Regions from separate parts of the Mus musculus genome. Here all the other regions are linked to region 1. The links are chromatin loops, found by intact Hi-C in ENCODE. Cell type or tissue: gastrocnemius. All regions are shown on one strand. Each heading gives the region's core, and the rest is flanking DNA. Links, peaks and the distances in the headings are about the cores only.

Evidence for each region. Peaks named below come from ENCODE experiments on the same cell type or tissue, not always from the same donor. Only the 100,000 strongest peaks of a DNase experiment are listed, where the experiment ranks them.
Region 2: it touches region 1 in a loop (2.6-fold over the local background); 19 of 42 quality-filtered maps call a loop at or near these places.
Region 3: a loop joins it to region 1, with 2.7 times the contacts of the local background. A loop is called at or near these places in 17 of 42 quality-filtered maps.
Region 4: it touches region 1 in a loop (5-fold over the local background); 14 of 42 quality-filtered maps call a loop at or near these places.
Region 5: a loop joins it to region 1, with 2.9 times the contacts of the local background. A loop is called at or near these places in 11 of 42 quality-filtered maps.
Region 6: a loop joins it to region 1, with 6 times the contacts of the local background. A loop is called at or near these places in 35 of 42 quality-filtered maps.
Region 7: a loop joins it to region 1, with 4 times the contacts of the local background. A loop is called at or near these places in 35 of 42 quality-filtered maps.

Annotation. Positions count from the first base shown.
Region 1 is chr5:74,942,462-74,946,916 of GRCm38, forward strand. Gm52779 (a long non-coding RNA gene) reads right to left here and starts at 1,826. Exons shown (of 2, transcript XR_003955748.1): 1 at 1,170-1,826. In gastrocnemius, for the core only: a CTCF peak has its summit at 1,753; a DNase peak (open chromatin) is centred at 1,761; H3K4me3 peaks cover 899 bases; H3K27ac peaks cover 1,612 bases.
Region 2 is chr5:74,309,460-74,313,914 of GRCm38, forward strand. All of the region lies in intron 5 of Scfd2 (Sec1 family domain containing 2), which reads right to left. Among named protein-coding and RNA genes, the nearest start is that of Gm32064, 4.9 kb to the right of the region's middle. In gastrocnemius, for the core only: a CTCF peak has its summit at 2,122; a DNase peak (open chromatin) is centred at 2,131; H3K27ac peaks cover 1,994 bases.
Region 3 is chr5:74,431,545-74,435,999 of GRCm38, forward strand. The region is part of intron 4 of Scfd2 (Sec1 family domain containing 2); the gene reads right to left. Among named protein-coding and RNA genes, the nearest start is that of Scfd2, 98 kb to the right of the region's middle. In gastrocnemius, for the core only: a CTCF peak has its summit at 2,427 (motif pointing right); DNase peaks (open chromatin) are centred at 1,402 and 2,444; H3K4me3 peaks cover 264 bases; H3K27ac peaks cover 893 bases.
Region 4 is chr5:74,794,612-74,799,066 of GRCm38, forward strand. No RefSeq gene overlaps it. Among named protein-coding and RNA genes, the nearest start is that of Lnx1, 94 kb to the left of the region's middle. In gastrocnemius, for the core only: a CTCF peak has its summit at 1,960 (motif pointing right); a DNase peak (open chromatin) is centred at 1,988; H3K27ac peaks cover 1,064 bases.
Region 5 is chr5:74,639,284-74,643,738 of GRCm38, forward strand. All of the region lies in intron 2 of Lnx1 (ligand of numb-protein X 1), which reads right to left. Among named protein-coding and RNA genes, the nearest start is that of Gm32304, 6.1 kb to the right of the region's middle. In gastrocnemius, for the core only: a CTCF peak has its summit at 2,022 (motif pointing right); DNase peaks (open chromatin) are centred at 1,851 and 2,056; H3K27ac peaks cover 1,010 bases.
Region 6 is chr5:75,141,420-75,145,874 of GRCm38, forward strand. All of the region lies in intron 3 of Gm19583 (predicted gene, 19583), which reads left to right. It also overlaps the pseudogene Olfr1401-ps1. Among named protein-coding and RNA genes, the nearest start is that of Pdgfra, 8.6 kb to the right of the region's middle. In gastrocnemius, for the core only: CTCF peaks have their summits at 1,993 (motif pointing left) and 4,104; a DNase peak (open chromatin) is centred at 1,962; H3K4me3 peaks cover 373 bases; H3K27ac peaks cover 416 bases.
Region 7 is chr5:75,153,120-75,157,574 of GRCm38, forward strand. All of the region lies in intron 1 of Pdgfra (platelet derived growth factor receptor, alpha polypeptide), which reads left to right. Among named protein-coding and RNA genes, the nearest start is that of Pdgfra, 3.1 kb to the left of the region's middle. In gastrocnemius, for the core only: CTCF peaks have their summits at 2,689 (motif pointing right), 3,279 (motif pointing left) and 4,129 (motif pointing left); DNase peaks (open chromatin) are centred at 392, 1,011, 1,974, 2,782 and 3 more places; H3K4me3 peaks cover 3,976 bases; H3K27ac peaks cover 3,689 bases.

The DNA of each region.
Region 1 (4,455 bases), core at 200-4,199:
GCCTGAAACCCCATCTTTCCGAAGGAAGGAAAGCACACCTACTCAGGACAGCCTTTCTTGTCAGTAGCCACCAAATGTTTAAGTACTGAGCTCTGAGTCAATCCCAAGGACAACATAAAATCAGTGTGTGTGTCCGTGAGATCATTTGTTTGTGAGTGCACAAGTAATGTGTTTAGTGTGTATAAAAGCCATAAGTTGTCTTCCTCAGTAACTCTCCACCTCGTATTTTGAGACAGTCTCCCAGGAAAACTGGAGTTCATCTTTCCAACCCCCGGGCCTTTTCAAATGAAGTTAAAACACTCACCATCCAGCTTAGGCCATGATGGAGTTTTGTGCAATTATCAAAGGTAGGCCATCAGCCCTCAGCTTTCAGCCCCAGGTATCTGGCTGGCTTCTCTTAAGGGACAAGCCTTCTCCGCACCTCCTAACCCCCTTGTTGGAAATTTCCCTGATCTCTGCACGTTGACAGACGCCTGTGTAAATGCCCCATCAAAAGCCCTCACTGAGAACAAATGGATCAATCTCTTGACTTTGTTCTTGGCTTAGATCTCTTCTAGAGATCTGCTGGTGGTGAGAGGGTGTTGGAGATCAGAAGAGGTAGCACTCCTTCTGGAACATTCCTGGAATGTGCAGTAGCAATCCCTGTAGGCTTTCCACTGGACAGCAGACACCCAGGGTCCCCAGGGACCTGGCCCTTGAGGTAGCTTTATGTCTCTGTGACTGTATCTAACATTTCCCAAGCTGCCCATAGAAACACACACTCTGAAAAGCACACTTTCCTTGCTGGGCACAGCAGAGCCAAATACCTGTCTCTAGAGCTGTTCTGGGAAATCAAGGACTTAGAGTCACTGGAACTTGGGCTAAAGCTTAGGAATAAAAATCACACGTGGGCCAATTCCACATTCTATTGCTTTCCTTCCTGCCTGGATCAGAATCTTCCTAAGTGACACACCCTTCCTCTGACTCTTCACCCTTGCACCCCACAAACCCTAAGAAATAGGTGAGAAGCATGATTCAAATCAACCAAAAAATGAAGTCATGCCAATATTTAGTTTCTAATTGTGATTCATGGTTGTATCAAAAAAACAAACAAACAAACAAACAAAAAAACAACAACCAACCAACCAAAAAATAAACAAAAACAAACACAAACAAACAAACACCCAAACCTGTGTAAATCAAATCAAATCAGCCCACAAGCAGCGATGTCTTTCTCTTGCGGGCCTTGCAGCAGTAGATTGCCTCAACAGACCTGATCAAGCACTATAGCACTATTTGGGGGGCCACACAGTTCATCCCCAAACAACATACTGATGAGCATCATGACCCAATTATGAGGAAAGAATTCCACAAACCACAAAGAGAAAACCCTTCTCTTCCAAACGAGCGGTTGGGAAGGCAGAAGAGATCCTCTCTGTGGCTGCTGACGTGTCACTTTCTGGGGTTTTTATCTTGAGCTCAGAGCTCAATCCAAGCGGAGCTGAGAGACCTTAAACAATGAGGGCTCTTTTCTGCTTCACACCCACTCTTCCGAGCTCAGAACGGAGCAAGCGTCAGGCAAGAGTAGCAGCCTTGGATAAGTTGAGATATTTATGACACCAAAATAAAGATGTTCCCCGTTGCCGAGGCCTCGCAGTCGCACGGAGAAACCACGGAGATGGAAAGACAAGCCAAGGCTCTCTCAGCGTTTATAACCTTCCCTTTTGCCTGCCTGGCCCGCGGAGAAGTGGCAGAGACGCAATCGGACGAAAGAGGGCAGTGTTTGCTGTGGCTTTTGTCCCGCTCTTGGCTCTAGCACAATGCAAGTGAGCCAAGACAGAACTATGCCCAGCATTTCATAACACAGGAAGTGGGGAGTAGATTAGATACCGGGCGCCTCAGTCCCCACAAGGGAGCAGCGAGAGAGTCTGTAAAAAGTCACTGCTTTCCCTCTACAAAACCTAGCTATTCGGGAGGCTTTGGTTTTGGTGGGGTGTTTTGGTCGGCTTGGCCAAATTTCTCAGAGAACTTAAGAGAATGTGTAATATTTTCAAACCATCACGAGTTCGATGGATGGATCCTTTAGTTGAAACCATTCGTTTTGCAGATGGGGGCCAGATTTCTCCATTTATCATCCGTTTCGCTTTGTGCTAAGATTTTATCGCTATGTGAGGGGGCAGGCAGATTTCCCTACAGGAGGTATTTAGAGAATTTGCAGTCATTTCAAAGTAAGACACACACACACACACACACACACACACACACACACACACACACACATCATGAGGTTCTAGCAAGAGAATTCTATCCTGAGCCCTGCACGTCATCGAACTGGGAGAGATTTGATCCATGTTCTTTGGGAGGAACTATCTGGATGTATCATTGTAGTCAATGAAGGACTGAAATTCTAGCAGCTAAAAGGTGCTCATGCTGGCTGCCAACATAGCTGTCTATTCTCAGCTGACATCTTCTCTGTTGACAAGGAAGGATGCTTACTTCTTCCATGGAGTAATTCCTTCCTACAAATATGTTTGAGCTTAGCTATGTATAAGATTACTTTGGGTGTTTGTTTGAGGCAGGATCTAATAGTCACTGTTGCCCAGAATTAACCTCAAACTCCTGAAAGTCCTCCTGCCTCAGCTTCCCAAGTGCCGGGATTACAAGTGTCAGCCACTAAACCTGGCTCAATATATAAGGTTCTATTATAAGACAAAAAACAAAAAAACAAACAAAACGCAAGACAAGGACATAATGTTAGCCTTTAAGAAAGGAGGCATCAAATAAGACACAGGGCTGGATTGTAACCCATAGGTAGAATTCAAGGCCATGGGTTCAGTCCTAAGCATAGCCAAGAGCTTTTTAAAAGAAGAGTCAGACAAAACTATTAATAGTTATAATACAAGAACAGCAGAGTCCACAGGGGAAAAAGTATTCATTGCAAAAGTAGAGGTCGTTTGCATCTGGACTAGAGGATGAAGGAAGACACATGGAAGAGAGACTTGCCCTTGAGCTCTGAAGAACCAGTGGGCTTTAAGAGACCCACAGGTGGTTGAGAAAGAGGCTCGTGGGCTGAGAGAAAGCCAGGCTTCAAGAACAGTGGTGCATACTTATAAACCCAGCACCCCGGAAGCTAAGACAGAAGATCGAAAGTTTAGGGCTCGCCTCAGCTACATGGAGGGACCCTGTCTCCAACAGGAAGCTAAGCTGAAGAAGAGCATGGGCCAATTAAAAGTCAGCCGGAAAGTGCAAAGGATCATACTAAAGGGAGGTGAAGAGTCTGGAAAGGCTACTTATAACTTCTCTGCAGACATAGCAACCAGAACAGTGGATTTGATCCAAAAGCCATGGGTAGGAATGCACTGGGGTGTTTGGGGAGGGTTCAGGGGACAAGCACACACACACAAAAAGACAAAAGCAGAGGAGAAGGCACAGTGATTTGACAGCCAAGTGAATGACATTGGAGATAGTGAGGGTGGAAGTGTCACCAGCACAAGGCACAGGAAGGTTGGGGGAAGAGAAGCAGGAGTTCCCAAGTTCATGTGTTGACTCAGATCCTAAGATAAATAGTCACTACTCACTATGGATCTGGCCAAAGCACAGGTAAGAACCAGGGCTGGTGCTAGAAGGAAGGTCAGGAAAGGGAGGGGTGCATTTCAGATAAAGCCTTGTGCACCTGACAATGACCCTTCAGGAAGGTCATCTTGCCATCCCAAGCCACAGCCTCTGAGTCCCTCATCAATGCTCCAGACACTGGCCTGCTGGGACACTGGGCTTGGCACGTGGCTTGCCTGGACCTTGCCTGTTTGCCACTGGTTTGACCACTGACCCAAGAAAACCTGATATTGAAATAGGGACCGGTATGAAGTCCTGGGAGGAGAGAGGATGCTCACTTGCTGTGCACCAGGATTAATCCTGTAAGAAAACCCACTTCATCCCAGAGCCCACTGAAGGTCTCTGAAGCTTTGTGCTCTGGATACTGGAGCAAGAAAGCCCCAAGTTTGAGGTCAGCTACAGCTATAGAATTCAAAACCCTGTCTCAAAATGTAGAAACACATTGACTATAAAGATATTTTCGAAAACGTGATCTGGCTTTTAGATAATCATTTGGAACAAATTTCTGGGTACACTTCCACTGAAAAACAAATCATAAAAAATTTTAGAAAAAGAAAAAATAAAAGAAAGGAGGAAAGAAGGGGGAAGGAAGGAAGGGAGGGAGGGAGAGAGGGAGGGAGAGAGAGGGGGAGGGAGGGAGGGAGGGAGGGAGGGAGGGAGGGAGGAAGGAAGGAAGGAAGGAAGGAAGGAAGGAAGGAAGGAAGGAAGGGGAAAGGAGAGGGAAGGAAGGAAGGGAGGGAGGGAGAGAGGGAGGGAGAGAGAGGGGGAGGGAGGGAGGGAGGGAGGGAGGAAGGAAGGAAGGAAGGAAGGAAGGAAGGAAGGAAGGAAGGAAGGAAGGGGAAAGGAGAGGGAGGGAAGGAAGAG
Region 2 (4,455 bases), core at 262-4,261, 630 kb before region 1:
CAGAGACACTGAGCTGAAAGCATACTATCTACTCAGAGGGTGAGGTGCAGACTCATACAGGTCTGGTGCATTGCGGCTTCAGCCTCTGTGAGTTCATACAAACTGTGACAGTGTTGATTTAGAGGGTCTTGTTTCCTTGGTGTCCTCGCTCCCCTCTGCTTCGTATACTCTCCCCACCTCTTCTTTCAAGGGGTTCCCTGATCCCTGAGGGGAGGTATTTGATAGAGACACCCCAAACTGTCTTAGGTCTACTACTGTGAAAAAGGACATGTTGGCTTGAATTCTACATAGGGAGGCCTTCCATATTCCTCTCATTTTAGCAATAAATAAAAAGGATAAACTCACAAATATCCAGGGTCCTGAAGTTACATACAGAGATATGTCATCAGAGAGCCATTAGGAATTAAATTAATTATCTGATCTGATCAATGCATCTTTATTAAGCCCCAAATACCAAAAAGAGGATTAGGTACTGATGAAAAACAGTACACGCTTTATATATGTAGAGGAAGAACACTTCTCCTGTGTATAGAGGAGAGGGGGACACACTGTGTCATATAGTGGTGTGGTGGGCACTGGAATGAAGATGCACAGGCTGCTGCATTGACTTTCTGCAGGATGAAAGGAGGTTAGACCTGACACCAGAGGCTGTGATGTTCCAGGCATGAGAAACGCCTTGCATGAAGATCCGATACACAGAGTTCAGCAAAGATGCTGAAGGCTGGGATCAGAGGAATTACAGGCAGAAACTGTTCTTATCCACCACACCTACAATCCACACGTTCCTTCCTTGCCTTGCCCATGTGAACATTCTATGTGTGGAATGCAGTGTTATTTGTGTGGCTATTCTCTCCTCCAAGACACTACTCCCAGACTGACTCCACAGAGGTGGCTCGCTGCCTTGATAAGGCCACAGAGTCCATCCATACAGCATCAGTGTGCAGCTCCCTTGCAGACACACCCCTACACTGCCTTAGCCTGCTGGGTACGCATGATTCCATGACAGCTCAGAGTGCACTGCATCAGGGTGCCTGGGGCTCCTCACAAGACTTAGGGAAGAAAAACACTTATCTACTTCCATACCCTACACAATGCCAAGTACACAATGGGAAATCAATAAATATTTGTTGAACACACATATGAGGTCAGTGGGATACAGCTCAATTCTCAAACATAGCCAGATATATCTTTTTTAAAAATTCTACATAGCACACCCTGATACAATTGGTTAGGGTACAATCAGACATAGCATGGATCTCTAGTCTGTGAAAGCCACTGTAATTCGGCATTGCCTGCTGTTAGGAGATAGGGGACTAGGTTTACTCTAAGCTAGTTTCCACTAGAAAATGTTACTGGTGAAGTAGTTTTAGCAGATGTTTTGAATACAAACTGACACTGCAAGGTAATGATTTAGCAGATAACTAAAAGTTAGAAAGTCAGAAGGGAGAAGTGGGGGACGCCTTTCAACTGCCCAGCTTTGTTATGGGGTGGGGAGCTGTTATTTTCTGCCTAGGTTTTTCATCAAGCGGAGATCACTATATTTAAGGGAATTTAACAAGAGTAAATACAGAGAAGTACAGTAATGAAAACTAAGAATATGCCTGTGTTGTTAGGACAGTCCATAATTATGAATTTTATGTCTTCATGCATCACGATTGGTTCTTAGACACTTCCCATGCACCCAGACTTTGGGCTTCGTGTCTGGGATTCAGAGGTGGGGAAGACAACAGCTCTCCTTAGAAGGAACTGACAGTAAAGAATGCAAGCATCCTAATGACAAAAACCCCATCTATAATCTTATGCCCATGCATGGAAGAAGCAACAGGGGAACTGGGAGCAGGCTTGCCAGGAACAGCCCAGTCTGTCAAGCGCATGCTGTCAATCAGGCAGACCAGAGAAGGCTGAGGTTGGTCAGTATGTGGCTCTTCCCATCGTCCTTACAACACCAGCTCAGTGGGATCCTCTGCCATGGCCATGCTCTAGCAGAGCGGCCCAGCTCGTGTGCTCCCATAGCTTCTTCAGATCATATCTTCAAGCTGTGCCTGCATTAAAACTTGTCTCTAAGAACTTGCTAAACTTGGGAAAGGGAGGGGGCTTCATTTTCCTTCTGCAGTAACCTACATTGGCCACCAAGAGGCGCTATGGATCAACAAATGAGTGTACGCTGCTCTGTGGGACTCTGAAGTACAAACCCAGATTAACCAGCATCAGAAGGCCAGCAACTCTTGTTGGAAGACAGATGTTTGTCCAGCAGAGTACAGATGCTTTTGACCAAAGTTCCAAAATAAATCTTTCTTGTAAAGTTTAGTTAGAAGGCAGAGACTGTTTCTTACAGAGGTTTCCAAAGCTAAAAATAACTTCTTTCTCAGTGGGTCAACTTGGGTAGGGAAATAAAAAGGCAAACAAAACATTAAATAACAACAACAACAACAACAACAACAGACAAGCTCAACTCTCACAAGTTAAAATGAAGCTCTGGGGGCGATGAGAACATCTCTTTGAAAGGACACATGCTGGAAGCGGCTCTGATCATGTCACCCTTGGCCTCAGTTTTGAGTGACCCCATTCGAACAGGAACTGTCCTTACTCTCCAGGCAGAACTGGCCAACGCTTCATGTTTGTAACATTGCAGTCAGTTGCCATGGGAAGTAATCTACTGCTGCAGGCATCTTTTGGGTTAGCACTCCTGGATCATACAGAGGCAAAAGCAGCCAAGCAAACGGTAAATCTTGTCTGCGCTAGTGTGTTCTTCTTAGGGCTTAGTGAGAGTCAGAAAAACTGGGCAAAACTGTTACAATAGGAATTTTTAAAACTCTGCTAAATACTTGTGCAGAACTTTGGGAATGAACTTTCCATTGACTGAGACCACTCTTGAGCTCACTAGTCATGGGCAGGTTTCTCATTTTCTTTGTACTAGACAAATTGAAGGCTGGTACTATAAGTGGCTCTATTAGGATAAAAGTGAAAGACTTAGCTCCCCAGAGTTTTAAATATTTCGTTTGAAATTAGCTGTGTAAGTATTTTTCAAAAGCCTCCTAGAGAACCTGAAAACACAAATATTTCCTAAGGCTTCTTAAGTATTTAACGACATTAAAAAAATGCTCAAAATATTACCCAGCCTTTTCCCCCCACCCACATCCTCTCCCCTGGAAGAGAGAAGAAGCAGAAGTCCTTGCCATACTAATCATATTTGGGTGGTTACCACTGGCTAATTATAATACAATGGGCTATTTTCAGATTCCTAAAAATAAGGGAAACTTCATCAAATGCTGGGAAGGGCTGTGCAAGGGCGCCACACGGTCCACATGACACCCACAAGGGACAAATGTGAGAAACATTTCAATCACATGAAAAGCAAGGGCACCACGCGGACCACTTGACACTTTGAAGAAACCAACTCGGGAACATTTCAATCACACGGAAGCAGAGAGGATGAAGGAAACAAGTTTACTAGAAGCGTGCCGTGGGAGCGATGCAACTCGCCCAAACTTCCAATGATGCTGGTGGACCTCTTCTGTGTGCATCTTGAAGGAGACTGAATGCCATGCAGGCTTGTGCATGGACAAACACAATAAACAGACAGTCAGACAAACAAACAAAACTTTTAAACAAGTGCTTAGTATGTAGCCCAGGCTGGCCCTGAATTTTACATCCTCCGGCATCTATTTCCCAAGCTCTGGGATTGCAAGCATGCACTACTGTGTCTGGTCCCTAAATAACACCATTTAAAAAAGTGTTTGATAAAACCTTGTTGTATCTTTTAAATTGAAGCCATTTGGATTTCATCAAAGTATGATTCTTAAAAATATCCAATGGTAGGAACAATAAGTTATTTTAAAATCAATTCTGGGGTTAAGAATAAGGATCTGTTTGTAAAACAAAGGGGATGTGCTGAGGAATGAGGAGACAGCAGGGACTGAGTGAGTGGAGAGGCGACGGCACCTCTTGGTGGGAATCAGACTCTTACACGTAAACTGAAGGTGCAGTCAGATGGTTTCTCTGTCAGCTCAGGATGCTTGTTACAACTCCACTCTTAGAGCTCTACTGTACTGACACTGAAGAACCTCACCGGTACCTGCTGGTCAGGTAGAAAAGGCTGGAGAGGCAGCTGCCTAGTCCCTGCAGCAATTTCCACGGTAAGCTTCATCCACTAGTCCCTTATTCATGTCACCACGGTGTTCCTAACCACAGAGTCTTATTCCTCCTGCCATCTCTGGCCCCTCCAGCTCCTGCTCTCCCTCTTTCAGGCTTCCTCTGCCCTCACCCCAGCTGGCTGCCTGGCTTGCTGCTATGTACCATGCAGATGGCATTGGGTGGAGCCTTCTCACCGCTCATCTCCCAGAGTCTGTGCCGGCATCCTCCTTTCCTCATGTCTGTGGACAACCTGCCTCTACCGCCATCCCAAAGCAGCATCAGATAATGCCATGTCTCTGCTCAAATCCCTGTGATCCTCTC
Region 3 (4,455 bases), core at 335-4,334, 510 kb before region 1:
GAATGGAGCAGGTTAGACACTCATGGGATTACAGGTTGTGCTTTACAAGATTCCAAATGGCTTTTAAGGTGAAGAGCTCAACATGGATTGTGTGGTGCTTAAGCAGGTAACGAGCATAGGCTTGGGAGCCAGAAGAGCTGGTCACAGCAGTCACTGCCACTCACAGTGGCTGAGCGCGTCCCAAACTCAGAATCTCAGCTTCTTCATTTCAAAACTGGAGTTGCTGCACAGTAAAGACATATATACATAAGACACTAAGTCTGGTACATAGCATATGTAAGCCTTGATACATGAGGTCCATAATATGATCAAAATATACTGCACAGGTATATGAAATTCTCAAAAATAATGAGAATGTTATAATAAAAATAATTTTAAAAATTTAAAATAATACCCAGTAAAATTATCACTAGTATTAGTCGTGTGATACTGCTCAGAACCTCCCTTTGAGTCCACCTGTTCTCTGATGTGACACATGATCAGATTTTTCATTTCTGCTCACCAGCTGAAATTAGAGGAGTGGCTTTTCTTGCTATCAAAGAAAACAGACCTGATGGACAAAGAAAACATGGGGACCTTTCTATGGGTGTGCTGCATACGACATTCAACTCCACTCTCTTCTTGAGGATCCTGGCTTCATGTTTTATCAGTCACAACCTTTCATTGTGTTCCTTCTTACAGCAGCCCCTATTTTAAAGGTGCTTTCCAAATAACCTTATGTTTGGACTGAGTTAAAAATGCTAAAAACAGATGTGCTCGCTATCTTCCAGGAATGCTGCAGAGATCCTAAGGAGAGTGGACTCAGCACCACCTGGATTGGACCCACAAGACAGTAGCTACTATTAACAAGCCCAAAAGAAAAGAGAGAATTTGATTTTAGTGCCCTGTTAGAGATATTTGGGCAAAAGAAAGTGTATTTATGTGGAAAGTTTCAAGACATTACAAATGAGATAAAGCTAAATGAGAAGAACACAGACGTGCAGCCCATAGACCTCAGCTCGCCATATGTGAAGTATCAAATAAATAGCTTTTCTAATCTCAAATGTTAATCTCTCCTTTCAGCCTTCCTCATTTTATGGGACCAAATATTTCAAGCCTCATCTGGGTTCTATTACAATCTCAAAGACAACACGATATCTAGGAAAGAGTTTATATGTAAAAATCACTTAAACTCAGGCAGTGGTATAAACTGAAGTCCAGACTCCATTACCCCTAGATTTCATGTAATTATATTCCTTTTTCTTTAACTCCAAAATGATAATTTTCTCCTTTGGCACAGAGTCTCTTTGGCTCCAGGTTTGATGCCAATGCAGTCTTACTGTGAAAACAAATTAGAAGTAGGTGGTCTGGTTAGTCTTCACAATGCTCCATTTTAATCAGGCAGAGCAGTGGAGAGGACGGCTGTGGAAACGCTGGCGGGTCTTCAAACAACAGTGCACGCTGTCCATTTTACTCACAATGAAAAAGCTCTTCGGGAGATTTCGATAACGGTTCCCCTCCTACTCGGAGTCCACATTTGTAATGTTTATATAAGTGGGGCTATAAATCTTTCTCCAATAGACCCCATGGTTTCTGAGGCAGACTTCTTGTTATAAACTGCCTGTTTCCGGTTTGCCTGCCTAAGCAAGGCAGGCAAAGCCAGTTCGCCAGAGACTGGAACTAATTTAATGTGCTCCAGGTTTAAGCCCCTAGCCTGTGTGCCTTTACAGGGAGATTTTACACAGCGGATTACAGCTGACTTTAACAATGATTCATATGATAAGTGGCTTTCGATTTGTTTTTTAATGTCCGAAAGTATGCATTTGCAAAGGACATGTCATCAAAATAATGTTGTTAAAGTAATACCCTTAGAAAGGGAAAAGAAGGAATTCAACTTTTCATCAAAATGAAAAAGTTTAAATGTTATCCGTGCCAAAGACTCTTGCACATGAATTTAAGGGTTCTATTACACAAAATAAGACAAAGTTGTTTATAGACAGTTAAGCCTGGATGAGCTCCAAGATGTGATTGGTTAAATTGATACATTTTACCTCAAGGTTTGGTCCTGTTATTAAAAATACTGAAGCTATCATGAAAATGGACAAAAGCCCTATTCTTTCCAGCCTCAAAGAGATCCTGTGCGTTTTTTTTCAAAGATGCACCATTCCTTGAGACAAGCGCTAACTGAAACAGAAGCACATTCACAAACCTCCACTACCATCCATCAGGGGAAAAACAAAAACGTGTCATCTGTTACCTCAGCAACGCCCCGTAAGAAAGTAAACGGCACCACAGAAGCGAGGAGTCTACTAATCCTCTGAGTGTCTGTGCTGAGTACTCTCTACAACACCTTTTTAAAATACCAAATGTAAGAAGATAGGTTTGTCCCAAGCTGTTGATTTCTTCCAATTTTTTTCTTTTGAGATTCCTTCAAAGGGCAGGGCAAAGACATACAGTAGGGGGCAGTGTTGCACCACCGTGCTCTCACTTGGAAAGAATCAAGGCCAGACCGAAGGAAACCCAGCCATTATTCTTCATTTAGACTTATTACCCTAATTATTACAAAATTTCAGAGTTTTTCCTTGTAGCATAACCTGCTTTTTCACCACCTACATACCTACATACCATATTAAGATGTTTTAAGTGATACAAAAACAAATGTTTTTAATAACAAAACCAAATCCACCCAAATATCCGAGACATGGCTGATTGCTGTTTAGCCGTTGATGGAGAACTATTTGTTCAATGTCATATTTTAAAAGCACGAAGACTTCTCCAACTGCAAATATCCAGATGTTCTTTATTGTAAATATAATATCACATTGGGAGATGGCTAAAAAAAAAAAATGAATGAACCTTGGTCTAAAATGAAATGCAGAGTTGGTTTATAAAATACAAGTCAATGTGACCCATGCTAATTAGATAATTTTAAAAATATGGGGTAAGAAAATATTTACAAGTACAAAATGTCTTCATATCTTCCAGAAATAAACTCTTTTGTTCCATCTGCTGGGCTGGCTCTCGGAAGGAGGAAACTGACACCTGGGCTGCATGCTTGCTCCCCAGCACTTACGCTGCTTTGGAGTTCTGAGTGGGTGCGCGGAGAGGCTAAACCTTTCCCAGGTCCCAAGAATAAAACTTGCCCATCTATCGAAGTAATTTTATCTACCATACATAGTGGAAATCCAAGTGTATATTTCAAGGTTAGTAAACAAAATAACAATTCACTATTTGACTTCAAAAAAAGAAAAAAAGACAAGGAGCCTGAAAGATGGCTCAGAAGTTAAGAGTACTTACTGCTCTTGCAGAGGACCTGAGTTCATTTCCTTGCATCCACATTAGACATCTCACAACCACCTGTAACTCTAGTTTCAGGGGTGGGTCTGATGCCCTCTTCTGAACTTTGCAGGCAACTGCAACCATGTGGTACACATAAACTCATACAGACTACACACATACAGACAGAGACTGTTTTTTAGTAAATAATTAAAATAGAATCAAAACTCCCACAGTCTTAGTAAGTGATTATTTCTCTTTGTCTTCAATTTCAACTTGGTTTTTTTTTCACTTGTGTTAAGAAAGGTTAAATTTAAACAAAAATAAACTTTTACAATTTCATAATTACACTGGAAAAAATATTAAAATCATGTCTCTAGAGATATACAAATTAATGGTTTAAAATTTACAAAGGGACTCTAAGAATACAAAATATTTTTTGAAATTCCATAAGCCAGCAAGAATCCATAGGCTTACATTTAAATGTAATAGATTTTAGGTTTTAGTACTTTGTTATATTATGGTTCATTGTATTCCTGAGAATGTACTTTTTTTACACTCTCCAGGAGTGTGTGTGTGTGTGTGTGTGTGTGTGTGTGTGTGTGCACAGTATGCACTTAGTGCTTCTATGAGACTCCCCCCTCCCCAATATGTGCTGTACCTTTCCAGCAAAGCTTTTGCAGTGGGGAGAGGCTCCTTTTCAAGACTTAACAGAAACACTGCCCCTATAATTACAACTAAATTTCCTTCAAATTGAGCTAAACATTTGAGCTGCCAGATGGGACATAATTCTTCATAATTATTGCAGAAAGAGGGCCTGTGACAGTTGCAACAGAGTAATTGGCTAATGGAAGAGCAGCAGGTATGCATTTTCCCCAAACATCTGTTTGAAACTCTGGGTCATTTGAAGAGTACCTAAAAGTCCCATCTTCTAATTAGCTTCTCACCAAGCCAAATCCCATTGCCAAGGCTGTTTGAGTTGGGTGAGGGTCAAGGTTCTTCTGTAGTCAGGCTGATGAAAGCACTGCACCCCTCCAAAAGCATGCACTTATTTCATCTCACAGTGTCGCTCTGAGATGGAAGAGGAAGAAGCATTTTCTCCTAAGAGGAATGTATTTTCTTCATTATTTCATCCATTTCTCTGTCAAAAGAATCTTTGCATACCACATAACTGCTTATTTCTCATCTCTCTTCCTTTTA
Region 4 (4,455 bases), core at 210-4,209, 150 kb before region 1:
AGCTGGAAATCTAGAGCAGGGGATGAAGAGAAAGCAGCTGTTGCAAAGGCTGGGGCAGATGCAGCAAGGAGTTTTGGAAACACAACTGAAGCTCTGCTTTGGTCTGGGTGCTGAGCACTGGGGTTTATCTGTGTTGTGGCTGAGGGAAGGGGCATGAATATATACACAGTGGTTTCCCAGGAGAGATTGCCCCACGCTCTCTCTTCTCTGGAAACCCCGGGTGCCCAAGATTTGAGCTACGGTACTGAATACTATGCCTGGCCTCCCCCACCGCCCTTTACTCATGTCTCCCCAAGAGAGCAGGCATGATTTATCTGACTGGGGAGTCAGGAGGAGTTCAGAAGGGGAAACTGGGACAGGGTGACTCAGCTGCTTTTCTGGGGTGGGTCACTCCCTTCTGAGCCTGAGTGTAGTTTCTAGAAGATGGCTGTTGCCAGAAGGTGCTGACCATGTAGCTGTGGGAGTGAGTTCAGGATGGGGGAGAGAGAGATTGTACTAAGCCCATTTGGCTACATTCTACAACCTAGCCATCATTAGTATTTCCTGTTTTGGTCTCCTTTTGCCTGATGCTTGTGGTAAGGAAGAAGGTAAGCAGACTCCTTTGAATTGTAACACAGATGACACTTAAGTATGGTTCATAAGTGAATGGTGGGCATGTGGTCACCACTCTGGCCTGACTGACAGGAATGTACATCCCATCTCTAAGACTTGAATGACTGACCTGGAGATCGGTAGGGTCGCCTTGCCCCTCCCCTACCTCTGCAGCTCCCTTCTGCCCTAGCACTGCAGTAACACAACAGGAGAATGCAGGACGAAAGAAATGAGTCTGAATGGTTCTGTTCAGGTGTGGACTGGTTCCACATGGTCACCAGCTTTCTTTGGTCCAAGCCTGGAAGCTCACCTTATCTCTAGAGAAGACTCTCAGGATAGCTGCCTTCCTTCTCTTCTAAGACACCTTCCATTCAGAAGGCTCCTTAGGAAATGTGTTCTGGCTGGCCTGCCTCAGACACCGTTACCCTCTCACACATGTCAGCTTCCCATAGAGGTGAATTTTGGGTTGTATTTGTTCCTAGAAGATGCTGAAACTCTATCATCCTGAACCTCCTGGGTCAGGGCTGCTGCTTCTTTTTCTTCAGTGATGGATGACCTAGAAGCAGAGGGGTAAGGGACCACCCAGAAAGGATTTGCAAAATCCCAGAGAGCCCCCACCGAAACACCCCTAGTGGTCTCATTTCAGACACTTTACTTGACTCATTAATTCTATCAGCCAGTTTCTTAGTTGGTAACTAGTGATTTTTTATAGTTGAATATATATATATTCAACTAAATATATCATATCATATATATATACATATATATGTATATATATATATATGGCACATGCGGTATTAGGTTTCATTATAACATTTAAAAAAATAAGTTCTCATGTGGCTAGATTTGAACTAACAGATATTGGCTGCCCCTGACTCCTGAGTGTTAGGATTAAAAGCCTTCACCACCACGCCTGGCATCATTGTGGCATTGTCAAAACAATTGTTCATGTGTTTTGTTTTGTTTTAAATTTTGTTGTTTCCCTCTTCTTGCCCATTGCCTGACTTCCCTTGCACCCGTCCACCCACTCCCCATAACCCGCTTCTGCTTTTCTGTCTCCTGCCTTCTGCTGCCTTCTGCTCCATCCTTCCTCAGCACCTTCCCCCTGCTTCTCTCCTCTCTTTCATCTACTTTCTATCCACACTCAGCCTCACTTATACACACACAGAAACATCATAAGCTAGGATCTGGGGGTCGGGGGGGGGGAGGGAAGGAGGGAGGGAGGGAGGGAGGGAGGGAGTGAGGGCACATGTGATTTTGTCTTTCTGACTCTTTTACCTCACTTAAGGTAATACTTTCCAGGTCCATCTATTTTCTCCCAAGTTCTGACACAGAAAGCATTAAATGCAGTAGTAGCCCGGCAGAGGGAGCTGTTTCACAAATTCCACAAGCTGGGGGCCAATGGACCATCAACCAGGCAGGTGGTCCTGTGTTCGCTTTGGAAACTCCGACTGTTAACAGTGTAGCTGGCTGTTCAAGCTCTGAGTCAGGCCAAAGCTTATACAAGGTATCATTCTGGGGTTTGTGGGCTCCCCAGGATTTTACATCCTGCTTCCTCAGCAGAGCTCAGTCTGAACCCAATGTAGCAGTTCCAGTTTAAACCTTTTGGATTCTTCAGGCAGGACTTGGCTCCGCTATGGTACGGGAGCTGGCAATTTCCGCTGACCTTGCACAAATACACACCGAGCAGTGTGCTATTGTTGATTGAAGTCTTCAGGGAGAGATCCTGGGTCAGAGAAACCCACAACTCAGGCCAGGGGGACATTAGCACTGACGGGCTTTGGAAACAGTGGCTAAGAAGGTGACACAATAAAGGAGAGAAGGGGGGCCTTGGAAGGTTGGAGAGAAGGTTCTGCAGGTGAGGTTCTTGTTACACAAGCCTGAGGTCCTGAGTTCTCATCCAGAGCATCCACTCAAAAGGCCTAGGCAGGCCAAGCACACCTGTAATGCTAGCTCTGCAGGGGCGGAAACAGAAGGACCCTGGGCATTTCTGGCTGGCCAGCCTAGCTGACTGGTGAACTTGGCGTTCCGTGAGAGAGCCTGTCTTGAAAATAAAGTGGGATATGATTGAGAAAGACACCTGACATTGACCAGCAAGATGGCCCAGCAACTAAGAGTGAAGGTGTTTGTCACTGAACTCTCACGACCTCAACTCCAGAACCCATGGCGGAAGGAGACGACTGATCCCCAAAAGTGACCCTCCACGTGTGGTGTGTGCCATGGCACTTGAGTGCCTGCACACACACATACATACATAAATATATATGTGTGTATATATACATACATATATGTGTGTGTATATATATGTATATACATACATATATACATGTATACACATGTATATATATACACATATGTGTGTATATATATGAAATATATACACATGAGATGCATATACATATATAGAATACATATAGATATACATACAGATATATAAATAAACATATACATCTTAAAATACATTTTTTTCGTTTTGCTTTTTTGTTTTTCGAGACAGGGTTTCTCTGTATAGCCCTGGCTGTCCTGGAACTCACTCTGTAGACCAGGCTGGCCTCGAACTCAGAAATCCACCTGCCTCTGCCTCCCAAGTACTGGGATTAAAGGTGTGCACCACTGCCCGGCAATACATATTATTTTAATTGTGTGTACACACATATATACAGGTGCCCACAGAGGTCAGAAGCACTAGATCCCCCTGAACGAGACTGGGACCAGAATTCAGGTCCTCTGGAAGAACAGTATGCCCTCTTAATCAATGTCCTCTCTCCAACCCCAGCTGCCATCTTCAAAAGTGTTATGTTCAAGGACACTGTGGAGTGTGTGTGTGTGTGTGTGTGTGTGTGTGTGTGTGTGTGTGTGTAAAAGGCATACAACTATTAGCAGCCTTGGCTCAGTGATGCTGGGTCGATCATATCCAATTACATCGCAGCAGCAGAAGCTGGTGTTCTGTGCTCACCTGCATGAGCAGAGCTTGGGAAATGTTTGTGTCCAAACCTGGGAAAGGAATGGAAGGTTTGGTAAACGGTCAGTCTTTGTAGTCAGTCTTGGCTAGAAATATGATCCAGTTATCCTGTGGAAGTCGTCACTAGATCAGTGGTTCTCAGCCTTCCTAATGCTACTTCTCATGGTGTGGTGATCCCCAACCATAAAATTATTTCATTGCTACTTCATAACTATAATTTTGCTACTGTTATGAATCATAGTGTAAATATCTGATATGTGACCCCCGTCAAGGGGGTTGCGACTCACAGGCTGAGAACCACTGCAGTAGACAGTGAAGAAAATGTGCTTGAAGATAAAGGCACCATGGATCTCTTAAATTTCCAAAGTCATGATGAACCTTGCTAACTTTATTTTTTTAAATGCTGGGATTAAAGGCGTGTGCCACCACACCCGGCTCAAATCCTATTTTTAATGATGGTTCTCAAACATTAACTTCTCTTGCAGCCCACTACTCACCAGAGGTAGTGGAAAAGAAAGGGGAAGCCAAGCTGTTTAGAAAGGTTCTTTGGGTCACTCCTGTCTGTGTTGTCTGGAAATCAGCCATTCAGTTCATAGGTTAGCAGACAGCAGCTTGATCCACTGGCAAACACTTCTCAGATACACCAGCAGTCCAGTTTGGTAGTCAGGTTAGCAACAGTGGTGACATGATCTAGCAAAGACAGCCAGGCCTCAGCCTCAGCCTCAGCTCAAGTCAGCAGGAGGGACGAGCAGGAACACCAGGAGAAGTTCTCAGCTGTGCCTCTCTCAGGGAAGCAAAGATCAGCAAAGACATGAGACCACAAGTGTTGCACATCTTGCTGTACCAGCAAGACAAGCTCTGTCTCCATCATTGTTCAAGTCCTATTTATACTCTCCAAACAT
Region 5 (4,455 bases), core at 106-4,105, 300 kb before region 1:
GTTTGAATGACTGTCCCTTCTCTCCCAGAGATCACAGCTTTCAAGAGAGCAAACTCGTGCTTACCCTGATCACCACTCAGCCCTCACTGGCGTGTGCAATGTGCAGGCAGACAGGGTGTCACAGGCTGTGTTAAAACAGCTCCGGGGGATGGGGTGGGGGGGCTGAGAACAGCTATTTTTTTCTTCCTTCTGTTTTTAGATACTTTCTGTTTATGCTTCTAATTGTGCTGACTAGACACGGTTTAATAGTTGCAAGCTGCCTTAATCCTTTTTTTGGAGTGGGGGAGGAGGCAGGCTATATTTTAAATATATGGCAATATTTCACAAGTCCTGGAATGGAAAACACTAGACATCTCTACTGTGTCTGAGATAAAAATAAGTGCATCAGCCATCATCCTCCGAACACTCCCACAGAGGCTCCTGAGCACCTCCCCGCGCGCCCCACCCCCAGTGAGACCCATCCCTGCCGGTTAGTTCTCATCATGATACTTGGAAGAGACTCAAGCAACAGTGCAGTTTCCACCAACAGGATTGCTTTAGTTTCCAAGCTTTCTGGTCCTGAATACAAGCCCCCTTCCAGGAACTTTCTGGAAATTACTCTTAACATTCTCTTGATCCCCCTTCTAGGCTAAACCCCATGCTTCCTTTCCCATTCCATGTGGGATGGGACCACAGGGTCACTTGTTTGCTACCAGAAACCATGTCGGCAATAAGCGTTGGTGCTTATGTGTAGTCTTGGGTGAGGCTGGCATGAGTTAAGGAGTCAAGCAGGATCAGTGGGCAAGTGTACTCTTGGTAGTCAGCTTAGAGGGAGAGAATAAATTTGAACCTAGATGGAGCTCATCTTAAAGAGCCAACAGGCTTCCCCACCAGCCACACATGGCCTCTCTGGATCACTTCCTCTCTTCTGCCTCCAAACCGCTGGGGGAAAATGTCCCCAGTTCTCCAGCCACCCAGTTCCCTTGTTAATGAACACCAGAAAGGAAAATTTTCAAACAAGCTGAGAAGCCATGTGAGATGGGGACTTGCGTTCTAGCTGCCTGGGGCTCCCAGGTGGACATGGGGTGTGAGGAGGGACAAGGTGCCCTCAGGATAGAGTTCACACAGGTAATGAAGGGTCCGATGCCAACCTCAGTAGGCACGCGTGACTCAGTTTACCCAAGATGGTCTGTATGCCTGAGATACGGTTGGCTAGTCTCTGAACGGGGCCAGTTTCTATTTGAGGGATGGAGTGAGGAGGAAAAGAAGCACAGAGAGGAACTGGACCTCTTTTCCCTTCATGTAAATGGCTCTGGCACTGTGTTTGATCCTTTGAACCTCAGTTCACAATTCAAATTCATCATCAACAGTTGGGGCAACTCACACTGACAGTTATGCTACGTGCTATGCACTACGGACCAGGCATGTTGTGAAACATGTATTGATCCATTCAGTCCTCACACCAGCCCTATGAGGAAAACACTGGTATACTCCAGGCACAGAGAACCTTCCCAGGATCACACAGCTGGTCCCTGGAGAGGACGGTGGAATTCTGGTTGAGGTGTGCACAGTAGGGCAGTAAGATGCCATGCACGTGGGTGGCTGATAAGCAAGAGGTGCTTGGAACACAAGAAGCAGGGGAGACCCAAGGAAATCTAGAAGCAGCTCTTGGGTATATCCTATTCTTTACTACTGTATCATCCACTGGGTGGCTGCTGAGAAGAACTCAGGCAGCGTGATCTGCCAAGCGTAGCCTGCTCTCATCAAGCCAGTGCCTTCAGGCCTGAGGCCGAGAGACACGAGCCACAAGCACCACACAGCTTGTGTCCTTGCCTCTGCCCTGTCACCAGGGCCATTTGCCAGCAGAGTGCACATCCTAGGTCCCTGCATGCCCTTGGGCTTCCTGTTTCACTGACGATCCCCATCTCCAGAAATAACCTAATTATCTCTGGGAATAGCTTTGGCCTCCTCGTCCTAGAAGCAGAAGTTTAAAAGGTTCCTATCTGGGCTTCATGGGCACTGCTAGGTGGGTTATTTATTCTGCCTCTAGAGGGAGCTCTTTAGTTCCAGACTTTATTTTCTCTTGCATGCATAAGGCAGGGTATTCGCTGTTGAAAGCAGGCTTTCTCAAGAGAGGAGGCACTGCAAGTAGCTCATGCTGGCCAGTGTGCCCTGTTTGCTATTGTTCATGACAGTGCTTATGACAGTCATTAGATTAGTGCTTTTAATAACAGGCATGAACTGGGGTTTAGCCTATTCAACAATGTCCTAACTGGGAGATATTATACCCCCACTTTACAGGTACAGACAACGAGATTCAACACAGTGGCAAGAGTTGGAAGCCAGACATAGTATTGGGATTCTTATCTTGACCTAAATCCTCTGCATACTTGTCTATGACAAAGTAAGCAATATTCATTGTCCTGAAGGCGGCTCAGTTCTGAGCACTTACACTTAACCTATTTACCCCTGTTAAAACCTGTCAGGCAAGCTTGATCAATCTCTCTTTTTTTTTGCAGATTTGGAAACAATATACAGTTTAGCTTGCCCAAGGTCATGGTTAACCTCTAGTGACTAGCAGTCCCTGTTTTCCCGGGACTAACCTGGTTCAGAGATACAGAATTATCATCTAAAAAGTGGTCAGTCCTGGGCATACCAGATGAGCTGGCTACCTTGTTTAATGCAGACAGTGTGAAATCAGGGCTGTGACCCCAAGGGGATGCTCTTACCAATGACAGTAGTACATAGTCCCCCTTTTTCCTATGTTTTGGCCCAAAGATTTAATGGAAGCTAGGGATGTGGTGGAGGAGTTCCTGGTTTCAGATGCTTCCGAGTGCATGCTCGCTTGGATGCTATTCTCTTAGACGGATGTCCAAAATGTCCCTCCTTCCAATGGCTGCTTCAATATGTTCTTTTACAGCAACCTTTGCAGCTCTACATTGTAAGCAATTCCAGTACTTCCCAGAAACTTGAAGAATAAACTCCCTGTTTAGTTTAGACAAAGCCTAGCAGATAGCCAGGGGAGTCTGATAAATATGTGTGCTGCTCCCTGGGGTGCCTCGGAAGAATTCCAAAGCTCAAACCAGATGTGCAATTGACAGAGGTTGATGAGGGATGGTGGAGGGTTTGGGCACAGTCCACATGCCAGGTTAATTCTTCATAGAGATGTCAAGACAGTTTATCCATCCTAGGACTCTCTGGCCTCTTTGAGGTCATCAACTTCTCTTCCTGGACATTTTGGGGGAGGGGAGCTGGAGAGTCCCAAGCTACAGACAATGAGGGTTTTCTGTAAACTGTTTAGGGATTGGGAATATGTACGCAGGGGTAGGGAAGGAGGGCAGCTTTTTGCCCAACTTTAGTCCCTGCTATTTTTGGTTCCTTTGAGAATTGTTCTACTTGGTTACTTATAGAACATTTGGAAATGAGTTCCCCCTGGAGGCATAGGCCTGTGATGTCAGGAACTCAGAGGGCTGAGGCAGGAGGATAATAGGTTCTGCGTTATCTATGAGGGAGTCCAAACTGGCCTGGCCTAGGGAGCGAGACCCAATATCAAAGTAAACAGCAAATAAAACCAAAATAAATGGCAAAGAGGATTGGAGATGTGGGTCCGGGGCAGAGACCACAGAGCATGTAACAGGCCTATGTTTAATTCTTAATATTGTAGCATGCACAAGCATGCACATGCACGTATGTACACACACACACACACCCACACACACACACACACACACACGCACGCACACAAACACATACACACACATAAATAGCACATTTTTGGGAACTGGACTACGGATCAAATGTTTTTTACTTCAAGGTTGATGGGAAACGGCTTTTGGGGTAACAGGAATCAAGGCAGCCTGACCACTGTGGTTTTCTGATGGGCTTTCCAAATAGCCTGGGCACCCAGATGTCAGCAGGAGTCTTTTTTTGGGTCTTTGTGCTTTTGTGAAGTCCATTCAACCCCAGGGGCTGTGCAGAGGGGTCACAGCTCCGTGTGGAGATAGACATGGGAGAAGGTGACATGGCATTCAAGTGGAAATTATTTCCAGATGACATTTCAAAACCATTCCTCCATTCCCTCACATCCATTACGTGGCACTCCTTGGGTAACTACGAAAAGGCCTCCTCTGTCTAACACTTTCCAGGCTGGAAGTCACAGACCCTCCAAAGCACAGGACTTGACACTTGGATATTGAGAAATTGCGTTCTTCCTCCCCGTTTGTCAATGTGCCCCACGAAGACATTTGGTTCTTTTGTGCTAAAGTCTTTTTTTTTGTTGTTGTTGCACAAATTGAATAAAAATTCCATCTTCCCAAACAGTTTCTGTTTGCTCAATGAACTTCCTTTCTTTCTCAACATTTTTAACGGAAACTTAGTACTCTTTCTGCAAATCGCATTTCGTGACCTCAAAATTATGTTATGTCTATGTGGAGCGCAGTTACAAGTGGTTGTAAGACCACTTTGGGTGCTGGCAAC
Region 6 (4,455 bases), core at 193-4,192, 200 kb after region 1:
TGATAATTCCAAGATTCGCAAGAAGAGTAATGAGGTAAACAACTAGAAATGTGGTGAACAGGGCCACTTTTTTGACAGGGTTATTAGTAATCCCTAAGAAAATGAATTTATCCACAGAGGAGCAGTTTCCCCTATCCATTCTTCTTTTTTCTTATGTAAAATTTAAATGATATTTTCAAAACTAGGTGGATGCATTCTTAATTATCTGTAAAAAAGAGAATAATTTATTGCATGGATTTTCTCTCAAAAATCTACAGTCACATTACTCTATAAGTAGATCTTTAAGACGTTAATCATTATAAAACGTATGTAATCGTGTGAAGGTTCAGTTGTTATGATTAGTGACATCCATGTATCATTGTATAAAATGTAACTATTTATATTTTCAACATGTTTGATGCTCCCTGAATTTTTCAAGCATATTTCTGATTTACTGAATTTTTACTTGAGCTTCAATGTATGCAGATTGAGTAGCAATTATACAGGTACTAAGCTCTACCATAAAAGATTAGATCTTTTCATATTTAAAAATATTCACCTGAACAAAATATTAGTTATAAGTACTCAGATTCTCCAAACTCCTGAGTGGTTGGAAGAACATTTGTTAGTTCAGGAAGCAAAAAAAAAAAAAAAAAAAAAAAAAAAAGGGGAAATGGATTAGTGTGAGGGCCAAGGGTACAGCCTGTAGCCATCACAGTCATGGTTAACATTGACCCAAATACAACGTAGTCCCGAATTGTCACATTTGGACATTTGAGTCTTTTGAGTGTGACCAGTGTCTGGTATTATGATCACCTAGCAAGACGTCAATCTTGGCCTGGGATGTATCTTAGTTGGTAAAGTGGTTGTATGGTACCGTGAATTGACCTTTTTGCTTCTAAGTGACAAACTCATGATAATATTAATATCAATTTTCCATAGAGCCATCATGGGGAAGAATTCGATAAGATATTATCTTTGCTAATGATTCTAGGTGTGTTTTTTTTTTTTTTACAATATCTATGTATACTGTAGTGTCTTCAGACACACCAGAAGAGGGTGTCAGATCTCATTACGGGTGATTGTGAGCCACTATGTGGTTGCTGGGATTTGAACTCAGGACCTTCAGAAGAGCAGTCAGTGCTTCTAACTGCTGGACCATCTCTCCAGCCCTTATTTTGGTCTAAAGTATTTGTTTGTCTGTTCATTTTAGTCAGGTCTCTATCTTTTTTGGCTGACCTGGAACTCTCTATGTAGACCAGTCTGGCCTCAAACTTACAGAGATCTATCTGTCTTTGCATCCTTGGGGCTAGGATTTAAGACACATGCCACCATGCTCAGCCCTTAACATTGTTTTTTTTTTTTTTTTTTTTATTGTTTTGTGTGGTTTTTGTTTGTTTGTTTGTTTATTTTTGTGAGTGAGGGTGGTGCATGCAAGCTACTACAATAATAGTTTCTGGAAGTTCGAGGGCAACTTGTTGGTTCTGTCCAAGTCATAGACTTGATTGATATAGCAAGCCCCTTTGCTGGCTGGGCTATCTCGCAGCAGCCACTCTAGAAGGAAGTGTATGATTACTGCCTTCCACCCAGCTCCAGAATCTGGAATTTTGCTCAAGTGTTCCTTCCTTGAGGAGCCCCACTCTGGAAAAGATGACACCATAGGTAGTTTTTCTTAGCATCATGGACCGAGTGAAGCTCCCACGACTTCGGGTGGTTTCATAGCCAAGGCTGCGGCAGAGCCTAGCAGAGGGAGGGCTGGAAGTTCTCATCGCTCTCTCATCCAGCACTGAGATCTCACCAACTTTCCTTAGCGTACGGAGGATGACTCCAAACAGTTTCACCTTGAGGTGTAACCTCAGGTTTGCTGAGGGCTAACATCGAACTGGACGGTCTGCTAGGAGCGAGGCTTAGGCACGGGTGGGTAGATGTGACTAAATTCTCTCTGGAAGATTGGTTTCAAGCAACGGGTTGTGAACGCGTTAGGGTGAATTTAGATTCTGACCTGGCCTCTTGTGCCCTCTAGTGGTCTAAAACCTCAGAACTTGTCACTCAACCAAGGTTGTTCCCGCCCCCCCCCCCCCCCATGGCTAAATCGCTATAACCTTTTAGCCATCTGTTGCATAGTGAATTCAGTTCATAACTACGCTTACAACACAGTAAAGCAATTAACTAAACACACACAATAAGAGACCTGACACATCTTGTGGGGTCTTTGAAAGGTCTTCGGTGTCTTATTTTGTGGTGTGCAAACCCAATAAGCTGTAAGTCCTTAGTGGATAATTGAAACGATGCTCGAATCAGAGGCAGTCCCTCTCTCATTGTCAGTCTGTGAAAGATTAGCTCGCGAAGAAGAACAACAGCATGCAGGCCTGTTATCTGGTGAGATAGTGCCACTCCCCGTGATGACGGTAAAGCCTCAGATTTGAGGGAGCCACCGGTTTAAAGTCTCAGTTTTGTTCAGATTCCAAGATAGCAGCCAACCTGGAGGTGCGTGTGGGGGTTATCTCTTGAACAATGTCAGCTTCTTAGAGGAGTGTGTTCAATATCATAACATCACAGTCCTTTGGGGGCGCTGCAATCCTTTTTCAGGACGGAGATTACAGCGCTGTCTCCACACTACCATAAACAGGCACACCCATGTAACCTACAAGCTATGAATGACTTAAGAACAAGAGCAAATGTAGCTCTCTCTCTCTCTCTCTCTCACACACACACACACAAAGAGAGAGAGAGAGAGAGAGAGAGAGAGAGAGAGAGAGAGAGAGAGAGAGAGAATGTGTGTAGAGCTCACGATGTTGGAGCTTTGAGCATGCTGGGTAAACACCCTACCATCGAGTTTACCCCTACCTCGAAAGCAGCACCTAGCCCCGGGATTGCTCAGAGCTCTAGCTATCACCTTCAAGGAAAATTTTGTAACTCTGGTTGCCCATGGTGGCTTCAAGCACCTGGTGGCCTCATAGTGCTGTTCACACCTGCTGTTTAGTTAGGGCCTAGTTTGTTTTCTGTCTGTCTCCCCAGCCCAAAGCTAAGCCTCGGTATGGCAGCTGTCTGTCCATGACAGCATCATTGAGTCTATCACAGTTCTCACCCAGGAGGTGTTAAATAAGCATTTGCCAACTTCAACAGCCCCTTGGGGTAGATGCTGGAGGAGGCAGGCCAAAGGCAAGGGTGATTTCCATTCTTATACTAAGTGGCACAGAAAGGCAGGTGCTTGAAGACTCAGAGGCAGCCACTCAGAAGGCTGAGCTGTGCACCCACAGAAAGGAGCGAGCTCTTTGCATCTCTCCAGCTCCCACTACCCTTTCAAAGAAAGTAAATGCCTTGAGGTTCTAGAGCGGCTGTTAGAAAAGACTGCGGCTGTCTGGCTGTCTGTGAAGACAGAGAAGGATGGTTGTGCCTGTAAAGCTGACTGACGGTGTGACTCTGAGGCTGGCAGAGCCCTTATTAAGCGTGCAGAGACTCTGGGTTAGAACCCAGCACCTCATAAACAACAAGCAAACTGGAACTGCTTTTTGATCCTGTTACATGCCTGTAGACTCACAGCTCTACTTAGGAGTCTAAAGAAGGCTGCTTGAGCTAAGGAACCAAAGCAGCAGCAGCAGGAGAGAGAGAGAGAGAGAGAGAGAAAGAGAGAGAGAGAGAGAGAGAGAGAGAGAGAGAGAGAGAGAGAGAGAGAGAGAGATTATGGACATTATGTTATCTCTTCTGCTTACTTACTTTCCAAAGATAAAGATGCATCGGCACAATGGTGTGTGCCTGGTGATCTCTGGCCTTAGGAGGTCACTGAAATCAGAAGTTGGAGGTCAGTCTGGTGTACTACTAAGCCCCTGTCCAAGGAAGGAAAAGAAAAGAAAAGAAAAGAAAAGGAGAGGAGAGGAGAGGAGAGGAGAGGAGAGGAGAGGAGAGGAGAGGAGAGGAGAGGAGAGGAGAGGAGAGGAGAGGAGAGGAAAGGAAAGGAAAGGAAAGGAAAGGAAAGGAAAGGAAAGGAAAGGAAAGGAAAGGAAAGGAAAGGGAAAAGAAAAGAAGAGAAAAGAGAAGTCAAACCAGCAAACAACTCCTCCCACTTAAACAACCACAAGGGAACCAGAACAGAGAAAAGAAAGACAGTGTGGACCAGCAGAGGGCCAGCAAGCATGATCTCAAAGCTGTAAAACTGCAGAAAGCTTGACTGAGCACAGGGCAGAGCAGCATCCTGGGCCAGGCCTTTTTGTGGGGCTGCAGCGCTCTCATCTCCAGTTATTTTTGTTTGTTTTTTGAGTGAATGAGTGAGGTTGTATCTGGAGTTACAGTGAGTAAATGTCTTAGCGGTTAGGATCAAGTGGTGCTGCAACAGAAAACTCCAGAAGGAGGTTTTGTTATTGTTGTTGTTTTGTTTTTGTTTTTGTTTTTGTTTTTTTGTTTGTTTTTTTGTTTTTTTGGTTTTTTTTGAGACAGGGTTTCTCTTTATAGCCCTAGCTGTCCTGGAACTCACTTTGT
Region 7 (4,455 bases), core at 228-4,227, 210 kb after region 1:
CCGGCCGGGCACACTCGGCGCCAGTCGAGCCCTCGTAATTACTGGACGGCGCTGCTGTTGGAAACATCTGGGGCCAGACTTGAGCGCGGCGGTGGCGGCTGCAGCACCGTGAGAGGGGCGCGCGGGCGAGGGGCGCAGCTCCAAGGGTTCCGGAGAGATTGGAGCGAATTACTTGGGTGCTAGAAGCCTCGGGCGGAATCCGCAGTGCGCTGGGATCGTGCGCCTCTCACTCCAGCGACGGAGGCAGCGGCGGCAGCGGCGGCGCGGACGAGCGATCTGGAATAATGACAAACACATTTGGCCTCGAGTGAAGAAGTCGTCCTGGCCTCGCATTCCAGCAACTGGGATTTGAGGAATTTCAAACTGCACTCCGAGGGGCCCTCATTGTGCTCCGTAGTCCCCACCCCCACTCGGCTCACTTGCGTCTCCAGTGGAGTCTTTTCTGCACGGCCGGGGGTTGGGGGGGCCTGGCTCTTGCTTAGTCCTGGCCGCAGGCAGCAAAGAGGCAAGATCCCTGGCTAGGAGCTGACCTCTTGTGAAGAAGTCAGGACATCTCTGAAAGGACAGACGTGGGTGCAGGTAAGCAGAAATGTAAGAGGCCAACCACCCTCGCCTCCTGCCTACGGAACTCTGGGTGCTTCTCTGCCCTGGGATGATGGATGCGAGGCACTGGTCGCCTGAACGCAACCTTTCCAGTGCCCCCCCCCCCCAACTTTCCTCCCAACGCTCAGTATCCTGCAAAACTCAGGGGCGGTCTCCGCGCAGCCTTCCCTCCTTCACCGTTATTCCCTTGGAAATCAGTTTATACATGTGAGATTAACTTCCCTCGAGCAGGGCCGGGAAAGCAGGAAGCGATCTCTTGGCTTTGAAGCTTCTGAGGTCGGCGATTCTTTCTGTTTGGAAGGCGTGTGGGGCAGTCTGCAGAGTAAGGCAGTATGACTCGGCCCTGGTCTGCAGCAGGACCAAGCCAGAGCCTCGCAGCCAGGTGTGCAGGAGTTGCCAGTGACTTGGCGACCAGCCTTGGCGAGAAAGGAAGTGTTGGCCTGTTTGTCTGCTGTGGGGAGTCCTTGCAGAACCCGCGCTTAGAAACTCCCAGGTCTGCTAAGACCTCTAGAAGACCCGGAGGGTGTGCATGGGGGAACCCAAGCTGGGGAGGGGGCGTGGGTGGCACTTTTAAAAGTCTGGGCTGCCCAGCGTCGGACAGAGCTGCCCAGAAAAGCCCCAGGCTGGGCGGTGTGGGAAACGGCTTTTTGGCTTCGTGGCGGAATTGCTCAATGTTTTGGACTGAATTGCTTCTCCTGAATGGTTTCGGATCAGTCTTAGGCAGCCTTGAGGAGCCGGAGGAGGCCTCTAGTGTAAACCCACACTGTGGTCTGCAGCTGTACAGCCCCAGATTTAACACCCAAAGTCTCAGAAGAGGCTCGGGGCTCAGGGCGCTCCTCGGGCGCACCTCTTCTGCCGTCGCACTGGAGTTTACATAACCTCTCTTAGGCTCGGATTTTCCCCTGACCAAGGCTTTCCATCTCATCCTTCCTCTCGTCCTCTTTCTTTGCAAATTCCTCTTGATGAGGACTCCTTCGATTTCCCAACAGGAGTGTGTGTGTGTGTGTGTGTGTGTGTGTGTGTGTGTGTGACACACCAATTAATTTGTCGCCGTGGTCAGTTCCTGCTTAGGAACCCTTGCAAAAGTCCTGTTTTGGGTTGTCTCTAGTACAGCTGGGTTTCTAAAGCTCGCGGGAGAGAAAGAAAGAAAGAGAACACAGTCCAACTCCACTGTTTATTGCCCCGGATCCCTTCTTTTGCTGGAGTCTGCAGACCCGCAGGGTTCAGACTCAGAACCTGGCCTCCCACTTCTGGGCCCAGGGGCTTCTACTTTCTTCCTGGGCGCGGGCTGGGGAGAGATGCAGGGGGAGGGGCTTCAGGCTGCAAACGCGTCAGGCGCCGAAGCTGGCGGGCGGGATTTCTGCCTCCTGGGGACAGGACCTAGGCTGCGCGGGACCTGGGGACGTGGTGACCATCCTTCTGCCTGGTGACCTCGAGGGGTGGGATCCCCCTCGGGCCTTCAGTGAGTAGCATCCAGGTTAAAGGTTGCTGACTGGAAAGCTGGATAGGTGACTCAAAGGTGAGAGGCTCAGCGACAGTCTGGCCGCTGATGGTTGGGTTGGCCGGAGGCATCAGCATTGAGGAGGAGAAGGAGAAGGAGGAGAAGGAAGACGAGGAGGAGGAGGAGGAGGGGGAGGGGGAGGGGGAGGAGGAGGAGGAAGAGGAGGAGGGGGAGGAGGGGGAGGAGGAGGAGGAGGGTGGGTCTTGTAGGAGAGTACTCAGTGTGGGATGCAGAGTACGCAGCTTTCGCTGACTGCATTCTGATTCCCGACCTCATCGGTGCCTTTTTTTTTTTTTCCCTCTGAAGTAGTTCAATGTTTTTTTCTTTTGTTTTAAACTGAAGGGTGGACCACCAATACTAGCTGGGAACTTAGACGGTAGTAAAAGGGGATAAATGTAAGCCACGGACTTGGAGAGTCTCTTTCTTCTACTTCAGTTCCCTTCCTTCCGGAAGGTAGAGAAGCTAGAGGCATGAAGTAGAGCAGGGGTGCCCAGGGGCAGGGCAAACAAAGGGGCAAGGTGGGCACTCCAGACCCCGAATCACAGAGCTTGGTCCAGCCTTTGGTTCTGGCGGCTGCGGTCGGTGCTGGCTGGCCTGCAGGAGGCGCTGTGGCTCGCCTGTAACCCTAAACCTGGCCCCCTCCCTCCACCCTGCCCAGTCTCCTCTCAGGTCGCAGTTGAAAACAATGCAAACGCTGAGCATAGAGCCTGGGGCGCGGCGGCCTCCGCAGTCCTGAGCTGGAAGGAAAGGGACTTGGGCTTGGGCCTGGGATCGTCGGGTAGATCCGTGTCGCCTGGTATCTGGTGGCGATCTTGTGGCGCGGGGGTTAAGGGAGACAGGGAGAGAGGGTGTTGGGGAGGGGGGTGAGAGACACAGATACACACACACACACACACACACACACACACACACACACACACACACGGAGAGAGTGAGGGAGAGGCAGAGAGACGGAGACACACAGAGACAGGCAGAGAGACAGGCAGACACAGAGAGACACCCAGAGAGAAGGGGTGGTCGGGATCCCGAGCGTGCTAGCGCGGAACCTCAGAGAGAATCGGCCCCAGTGCGCGCAGCGCTGTAGGGGACCCGGAGCCTGAGCTTTGAGCGACGCCGGAGCCAGCGGGTAAGATCAGCGGGGTTGCCGCGCCCTCTAGTGGCTCCCGCAGCGCGACCCTTGTCCCAGTAGCCCTGGGCGGTCGAGCGGTCCCCAGCCGGGAGCCCAGTGCGCCTGGAATTTGGGCTCACCTGGGTCGCTCTTGAGTTTTCCTGCGGGCACTGCGTTGGCGCAGAGGCGTTGGGTGGACAAGAGTGGGCTGAGGGTCCGGGTTTGAGCTGGAGAATTGGGGCGTCTTAATTTAGCAGAAGGTGGGTGGAGGCGGTGGAATTCCGGATCCAGGGAGATCTTGGGGGACAGTAGCCGGCGTGTGCGCTCCAGGCCGGCTCAAGCTTCCTTGGCCTGTTGCTGTCTTAGACCCCGCGTTACCGAGCAATGGAAATAGTCCTTTCTAACCAACTGGGCTGCAGGGACCCCGCGGGGGGCGGGTTTACGAGCAGCGAGAACAGAGTGGCAGGGAAAGGCGTCGTGGTCTCTCTTGGCAGGGTCTAGGTAGCCTTCATGCTTGGAGAGGTGGAAAGTCAAAGGGTGTTGTTTCCCCTAAACCCAAGTGACCAGTTCTGCAACATCTTTGAGACCTGGTCCACAGCGCTATCTTCCTGGCTCTCAAGGCACGGCTGTGTCTTGGTCCCTCTTTGGGCAGTGGTGATGATAATTATGCTGATGGTGACGATGGCGGTATGTTTGTTCCTCAGTGAAGTCTCTGGAGGTCCCCAAAGAAATTTAGCATTTTAGATAGGAGTTTTGTCATTTCTTCTTCCACGCCTAGGAGCTCAACTACAAGTCATCACAAGACCTAAAAGTAAAGATTAACCTACGATTTTTTTTTAAAGTTGGGACATTTTAAAATCAGAACTGGTTTCAATGGCGCCTGCAGCTCAGAGACAACAGGACACTGGTTCTTGAACCAACACTGCCATCTGCTGTCTACTCTGAGGAACTGCATATGCCTCTGAGAGGGCTTGGCAAATTCCAAGCAAATATTGGTAGGAGGGAAGTTTCTCTCTCTCTCTCTCTCTCTCTCTCTCTCTCTCTCTCTCTCTCTCTCTCTCTCTCTCTCTCTCTCTCTCTCTCTCTCTCTCTCTCTCTCTCTCTCTCTCTCTCTCTCTCCCCCTCCCTCTCTCTCCCTCTCTCTCCCTCTCTCTCTCCCTCCCTCCCTTTCCCTCCCTCCCTCCCTCTCTCCCCCCTTTCTCCCTCCCTCTCTCCCCCTCCCCCCTCTCCCTCCTTCCTCCTT